Regions from separate parts of the Homo sapiens genome. Here region 1 is linked to region 2. A link is a contact called in ENCODE POLR2A ChIA-PET data. All regions are on one chromosome and are shown on one strand. Each heading gives the region's core, a stretch centred on a gene start or an enhancer-like site at or near the end of the contact. The rest is flanking DNA. Distances are from core to core; before and after follow the strand shown.

Evidence for each region. ChIA-PET counts read pairs that join two places held with the same protein, here RNA polymerase II (POLR2A).
Region 1: POLR2A ChIA-PET joins it to region 2 with 10 read pairs in OCI-LY7. The contact joins the promoter of SLC7A8 here to the promoter of HAUS4 in region 2. POLR2A ChIA-PET finds 5 or more read pairs at or near these places in 2 of 52 experiments (OCI-LY7 and naive thymus-derived CD8-positive, alpha-beta T cell).

The regions. Positions count from the first base shown.
Region 1 is chr14:23,181,256-23,185,017 of GRCh38, reverse strand. It overlaps SLC7A8 (solute carrier family 7 member 8), which reads left to right and starts at 1,358. Exons shown (of 11, transcript NM_012244.4): 1 at 1,358-2,254. The coding sequence starts at 2,104.
Region 2 is chr14:22,955,349-22,959,127 of GRCh38, reverse strand. HAUS4 (HAUS augmin like complex subunit 4) reads left to right here and starts at 2,038. Exons shown (of 10, transcript NM_001166269.2): 1 at 2,038-2,212. It overlaps MIR4707 (microRNA 4707), which reads left to right and starts at 2,099; the gene lies at 2,099-2,178. RefSeq lists a silencer at 516-876 and enhancers at 676-1,254, 1,255-1,834, 2,217-2,346.

The DNA of each region.
Region 1 (3,762 bases), core at 109-2,608, 230 kb before region 2:
TTCCAGAAAGTGAGGCCAAATTTTTGTAGTTAGGGGTCAGTTTGGGGGAACTTAATTTTTTAGGCCCACTTTAAAATTAAATAATTTTGCATAATATATTTAATAAGGCTAAAAATAACTTTATTTTAGACTTATAGTGTTGTCCACTATATTGCTTCATGCTGTTTTTTCGAAATAATTTACAATTATAAATAGACATTGTTGCTCTCACCTTAAGGCAGCAGTTTCTGAGTGAAATTCTTCAAGAAAGTGGAGGCATCATTTCGATATGGTAATAAGCTAGTTATTCTAACATCAACAAGTATGTTTCATGATCAGCGATATACTGATAATTCCCCATGTGTGCTTTTCAAATAGTTTATAAATGCAAAAATATTAGAAGTTGCAGGATCAGGGTTTGAGTCATTTTTTTTCATGTTTCAGCCAGTCCTAAATAAGAGCTGTGAACAACAAGGCTACCTGGTGATTTTGTTTTTTATCTTTTTGTATGTGCATGTGGTTTTTCTGGCTTTTTGTTTTGTTTTGTTTTTGAGACAGGGTCTTGCTCTACCTCCCAGGCTGGAGTGCAGTGGCGTCATCATAGCTCACTGCAGCCTTGACCTCCTGAGCTCAAGCAATCCTCCAGCCTCAGCCTCCTGAGTAGCTAAGACTACAGGCCTGCACCACTGCACCCGGCTAATTTTAAAATTTTTAGTAGACGGGGTCTCGCTCTGTTGCACAGGCTGGTCTCAGACTCCTGGGCTCACGTGATCCTCCCCTGTCAGCCTCCCAAAGCGCTGGGATTACAGGCGTGAGCCACCGCGCCTGGCGATTTTGTTTCCTCTGTACTCTTCGTAGCTCACAATTACGCTAAAAGAACCTTTTTCCCATTGTTAATTCCTTCCATTTCCCTCCCCCACCCGTCGATTCCCCCTATTTTTAGGAAACTCGAAGATGATGTCCTTTCAACGTTCTCTCCTGTATTCTCAAATACAGGATCCAGTCCTAAATATTTTTTAATACATTGGCTAGTTTATTTCTGATGGCATTAAAAGTATCGGCACAACTGTTCCCTGATTTATAAAGCTCACAGATGCTGTATGACCTGTAACATTATACTAGCTAATGAGCTCTCCCGGAACAGTTGACGTGGAAGGAGTTTACTTCCACTTGGTTGCAAGGAGAAAGATGGAGAAAGCGAGAGACGATTGCAAAAAGAAATAACTTAGTCCATTTTCTCAGTGCTGTTTGGGGGCTTTGTGCTAATACTTAAATTGCAGAGGAGGGAGGAGACGGGACTGAGGATGGAGGGGAGCAGAGGAGGCAGGGGCGGAGCCTCGGCGGGCGAATAAAACCCCTCGCTAAAGAGAAGCACGTTAGTGTGTGGAGAAGCCACTCTCCCGAAACCAGAGGGATGGGGCCGGCTGTGCAGTAGAACGGGGATCGAAAAGAGGAAAACAAGGGCACGAAGACCAGCGAGAAAGAAGAGGACACCTGGGAAAGGCGGAAGCAGAAGACGGGGAAGGGAAAAGAAACCCAAAGCAGGTGGAAACCAGATCTAGAGCAACACCGTCAGGTTCACAGTTTGTTTTTCTAGAAGAGAAGAAAGTACCTGAGGATTGCTCTTTTTTCCTACCGTTAATGAAAACTACTTTTGTCTTCATCATAAAAGAAAAAACTAAGGGGAGGTAAAGGCAGTCTCCTGTTTTATTAGGGGGAGAGGTGAAGGGAAATCCAGGCTCACTTTCTGAATAAGCCACTGCCTGGTGCACAGAGCAGAACCATCCTGGTTTCTGAAGACACATCCCTTTCAGCAGAATTCCAGCCGGAGTCGCTGGCACAGTTCTATTTTTATATTTAAATGTATGTCTCCCCTGGCCTTTTTTTTTTTTTTTTTTTTTAGCAACACTTTTCTTGTTTGTAAACGCGAGTGACCAGAAAGTGTGAATGCGGAGTAGGAATATTTTTCGTGTTCTCTTTTATCTGCTTGCCTTTTTTAGAGAGTAGCAGTGGTTCCTATTTCGGAAAAGGACGTTCTAATTCAAAGCTCTCTCCCAATATATTTACACGAATACGCATTTAGAAAGGGAGGCAGCTTTTGAGGTTGCAATCCTACTGAGAAGGATGGAAGAAGGAGCCAGGCACCGAAACAACACCGAAAAGAAACACCCAGGTGGGGGCGAGTCGGACGCCAGCCCCGAGGCTGGTTCCGGAGGGGGCGGAGTAGCCCTGAAGAAAGAGATCGGATTGGTCAGTGCCTGTGGTATCATCGTAGGTGAGTTCCATTCCTTCCCGCGGACCCCTCCTCTCCCCTCTGGTGGTCCTCCTGTGAGATCTTAACCCTTCGAAAGCATTATTGTTCTTCCTATTCCTTAGAAAAGGATTGTCAGTCACCTGAGCTGTAACTCACCTCCACTGGTCAAGTTTGAGAGGCATAGGAAATACATCATACATCTCTTCCTCCAAACCAGGCAAAGATTCTGCCCAGTGTTCATAGAATGGAGCAAATCGTGGTCAGAAACCCGGCTGATGATTAGCATTGCCTGGGAACTCCTTAAAAATACAGGTCCTGGTCTCGACACTTGGAGGTTCTAGTTCAATAGGTTTAAGGAGGGACTGAGGGACCTGAACAAGTTTGTATGCAGCTATTATTCCCAGGCTGGGGATGGGCTTTTAAGGTATATTTGGTAGCTATTTTGCAGTTTTATGTTAAATGAAACTATGGGATAGGTATTAAAAATAGCAAGAGCAATGCCCTGCCTTTTTATTTTAGCGTTTTCCACCTTATGCAGCACTTTTACTGTGTGAAGTAGCTGTGACAGGGCTGTTATTCCCATTTCACAGATGGGGAAGTTATGGAAGAAAAGAGGGGACAGATTGTGCCTCTCGGTAAGTGGAGAGTTTGCAGTTTCTCCAGTTGCCTGGTGGGGTCCACCTGTTTCTTAACAGCCACGGAGGACCCGGTGAAGCTCTCAGAGGGAATCAGGAGTAACTAGAATGTGTAGAATATGGAGTTGAGGAGGAACTGATGGGTAAAATATGTGTCCTAGCTGGGAGGTGCTGAAGGTGGGGAACCTGGGTGGCCCCAAGAGTGCCAGTGCAGGCCACTCAAACCCCCTGAATGTACTTTGCAGGGCAGGAGTCCCAAATACAGCTTCGTCTCTAGACAGCACATCCTCTTTCCAGAGAAGCCTTGGAGATGGATGGCAGGCAATAGCTCACTATTCCTGCCCTCACTTCAGAGTGAGAGATTGTTCTGCTATCTTTGGTAGGGGGCTTTACTTTCTTCCCAGAAAAAGGAGTGCAGGACGGTCAGGCATAGATATGCTTCTTTGTCATCTCTCCAGAGTTCCTTTATGAGAGCTCGTTGTGTCCTGGTGCCCCTGAACCAGTTTCTCTGGCTGACGCCATGTTCTATGCAATAGCTCAGAGATATTTTGGCATCTGAGCAATAGTGACACTGGAGAGCACTCTTGAAATCAAATAAAATCAGTGCAGTATTCAGATAATCCTCTTCACCTCTACACCCAGAACTTCAGTGACCAAGCTCTCTTCAGTCTCTAAAATGAAATCCCATCCCCCCCCCACCCCCACCAACTCCTCCTACACCCTGGAATCCTATTTTATGTGATTCCCTGACTCTGGGAAGTTTTCCAGGCCATCTACAGTTATAAGAAAGATAATGTTATAAGAAAAATTGTAGTCATGATCTGAATCTCTCTTTACTTTTTCTCATGACATTTTTTTTGCCTCTCCTTTACTTTATCTCAATTGTTCAAAAGA
Region 2 (3,779 bases), core at 789-3,288:
TTTTTTTTGTAGAGATGGGGATCGTCTCGCCATGTGGCCCAGGCTGGTCTCGAACTCCTGGGCTCAAGTGATCCTCCTGCCTCGGCCTCCCAAAGTGCTGGGTCAGGCATGAGCCACTGCACCCCGCCTAAACATTTTCTTTATTTTTAATTTTTATTTATTTTTAATTTTTTTCGAGACCGAGTCTCACTCTGTTGCCCAGGCTGGAGTGCAGTGGCACGATCTCAGGTCACTGCAACCTCCGCCTCCTGGGTTCAAGCGATTCTCCTGCCTCAGCCTCTGGAGCTAATTTTTTGTATTTTTAGTAGAGACGGGGGTCTCACCAGGTTGGCCAGCCTGGTCTCAAACTCCTGACTTCACGTGATCCGCCCGCCTCAGCCTCCCAAAGTGCTGGGATTACAGGCGTGAGCCACCATGCCCAGCTCTTTATTTTTTTAAATTTATATTTTTGAAATAATTCACCGAAGGTGTGGGTGGGAGTGAGGGTTGGGTTTAAGGTTAAGACAGGTGGGCCGGGCGCGGTGGCTCATGCCTGTAATCCCAGCACTTTGGGAGGCCGAGGCGGGCGGATCACGAGGTCAGGAGACTGAGACCATCCTGGCCAACGTGGTGAAACCCCGTCTCTACTAAAAATACAAAAAAAATTACCTGGGCGTGGTGGCGCCCGCCTGTAGTCCCAGCTACTCAGGAGGCTGAGGCAGGAGAATCGCTTGAACCCGGGAGGTGAAGGTTGCAGAGATCGCGCCACTGCACTCCAGCCTGGCAACAGAGCAAGACTCCGTCTGGAAAAAAAAAAAAAAAAAGATTAAGACAGGTGAAAGATATTTGGCCGGGCAGATTGCTTGAGGTCAGGAGTGCGAGACCATCCTGGCCAATATTGTGAAACTCTGTCTCTACTAAAAATATAAAAATTAGCCAGGCGTGGTGGCTCGTGCGGGTAATCCCAGCTACTCAGGAGGCTAGGGCAGGAGAATCGCTTGAACCTGGGAGGTGGAGGTTGCGGTGAGCCGAGATCGTGCCACTGCGCTCCAGCCTGGGCAACAAGTGCGAAACTCCGTACCCCCAAGAAAACAAACAAACAAACAAACAAAACAGGCGAATGAGGAATGCGCGCTAATAGGGAGTCTGTGGTGGGAATTCGAGAGGAAGGTGACCCTGAGGAAGCACTGTATGGTGCCCGGCATGGGCTGGGCTGGGCTGGGCTGGGCTGGGCGGCAGCGCCTCAGAGCCAGGCCTTAGTGAGGAGACTCGCAGGACGCGGCTTGGGTGGCAGGTCTGGGAAGGTTCCTTCCGAGAGCTATTGGGACAGGTTTAGACCCCCCAAATGGCGACCTCGAACTTAACCCTTTGTGCCTCAGTTCTCCCCCTCTGTAAAATGAGTATAATGGTGACTTTCTCACAGGACGCTTTAAGAACTAAACGAGGCCTGGCCGAGGGCGGTAGCTCACGCCTGTAATCCCAGCACTTTGGGAGGCCGAGGCGGGTGGATCACGAGGTCAGGAGATCCAGATCATCCTGGCTAACACGGTGAAACCCCGTCTCTACTAAAAATACAACAATTAGCCGGGCGTGGTGGCGGGCACCTGTAATCCCAGCTACTCGTGAGGCTGAGGCAGAGAATTGCTTGAACCCGGGAGGCGGAGCTTGCAGCGAGCCGATATTGCGCCACTGCACCCCAGCCTGGGCGACAGAGCGAGACTCCGTCTCAAAAAAAAAACGAGGCAAGGCAAGCAAAATGCTTGGCGTAGTGCCTGACTCATCGTAGGCCCTCAATAAATGTTAGCAATTACCACCATTTTCTCAGCATCTGCCCTTCACTGGGGAGGCACTAATGAGAAGGGGCAAAAAAGCCTTTCCGAGACCATCCTGTTTCCCAGTCCGGGTTCCACCACCCGAGCATGCGAACCCAGGGCGTTGGGAACCCAGCGCGCACCCGTCGAGGGGCGGGGCCTGCCGTTCCCGCCTCGAGTGTGGCCCCGCCTCCACCTCCTTCGTCGCGGCCTCTAGTGCACTTTCGGCTCCTTCCCCTTCCCGGGCCTTTCAGCTTGGTCTTTCCGGGCCTCGCTTCCCCCAGCCCCTGCGCCCGGCCCGAACGAGAGGTTCCGGAGCCCCGGCGCGGGCGGGTTCTGGGGTGTAGACGCTGCTGGCCAGCCCGCCCCAGCCGAGGTTCTCGGCACCGCCTTGAGAGCTTCAGCTGCCCCAGGGTGTGCAGGTTTGCTTTAGAGGGTCGGCGGGCGGAGCTTCGGGGAAGAGGAGCTCTGGGAGAGTCATTCCGGCCAGTGGCCGGAGACCGTCGTCGCTCTTGGGAATCCTTGGCCGCCCAGACAGAAGGGAAGTAGGCGCCGGAGAGCCCGTTCTGCATTTTGATTCATCTCGGGCCCTGTAAGGGTCATATCTTGTGAAAATAACCTGTAAAATCAATTTAACGTTCAGTGCAGCGTGTAAAGACAGCTCTAAGAATTTAAAAGACGCCTGAGTCAGAACATTTAAATGCTTGGGTCCCTGTAGCAGCGTTTTAACACGTCTGAGTGCAGAGGGTGGAGAATCGAGCCTGATTGCCGTTCACGCCCTGTAACCTTTAAGAAGGGTAAAGAAAGGCACCCTAAAAAACGCAAGGGGACACTTACCCTAGGGGGGGACGAACAGCTAGCTTTTTGGAATTTGGGTTGGTCTTCATTTCCAAGTGCGAAATTTGCCTGCAAAACTTTTTATTTGCAGTCATAGATCAACGATAAACAGAATTGTTAAAACACTGAACTTAACTAAGTAGTGGCTTTTGTTGACAAGTCGATTGTGTTATTAATTCTTAATGTCTCATCCAAGGCAGGAATCGTTATCTCAGTTTTGCAGGTGGGAAAAGTTTGGCACAGAAAAAAGCATTTTCCTTAAGTTCTCAGAAGCAACGGCCGGCCGAGCTGCAAATTAAGTCCCAGCATTCTGCCTCCTCAGCTGCGTCCCCCTCTAGACCATGTTAGAAAACAAATGAGTAGTTACTTTGATGTTACTCATAAAACGATCGAGTAAACCAAATGTTCTATAAACATGAAGCGTTAAATCATAATAACCTTCAATGCCTGTTCAGCTTTGGGAGGCTCAGTTGCCCTTTGGAGTTTGATACCTTGCAGAGAGGAGGGGCAGAGCAAAAACATGAAAAGTAATGTCAAGGGAAAATTTTTGTCTCCTGAGGTCAAACTGTGCCCATCTTTACTGCCCCTGTGTTGGTGTCATTCCTTTCAGCGCACTCCATGTTCTGGCAAAACACCCACAGCTCACGTTCTCGTTGTAGCCACATTACACCTTTGCATTACTCTTTTGCCACTGACCTCACTGTCAGTCTTCTTGTCACGCTGTTTCCTCCAGGTGCTCTTTTCTTAGGCTGTTATGTGAAAACCAGTTGTTCAAGTGTGGAATGATTTGTCATTCCTGAAGGATGATTCTAGAGTTAATGATAAAAAAAAAAAAAACTACCAACAGATCTTAGACAAAAAAAGAAGCACAAAAAAACTATTATGGAATTTGATAGCTGAGTTATTTGGGGGGAAAAAGTAGACTTTGATTTTTTTCCCTTTTCCCCCAGTTCACTCATAACTGGGAAGCTGCAGCTCAGTTTTAACTTTGGCATAATGGTGGTGGTGGTGGAGAATCCTCTTGTTTAGACTCAGTGAATTGGAAAGTTCTCTTTTTAGGATGCTCCTTTTGGACAGCTTGGAGCAAGTGGAAACACATGTGTGCTTAGAATGTGACATGTTTTGGCACTTGTAAATCTGTTTGTCCATAAA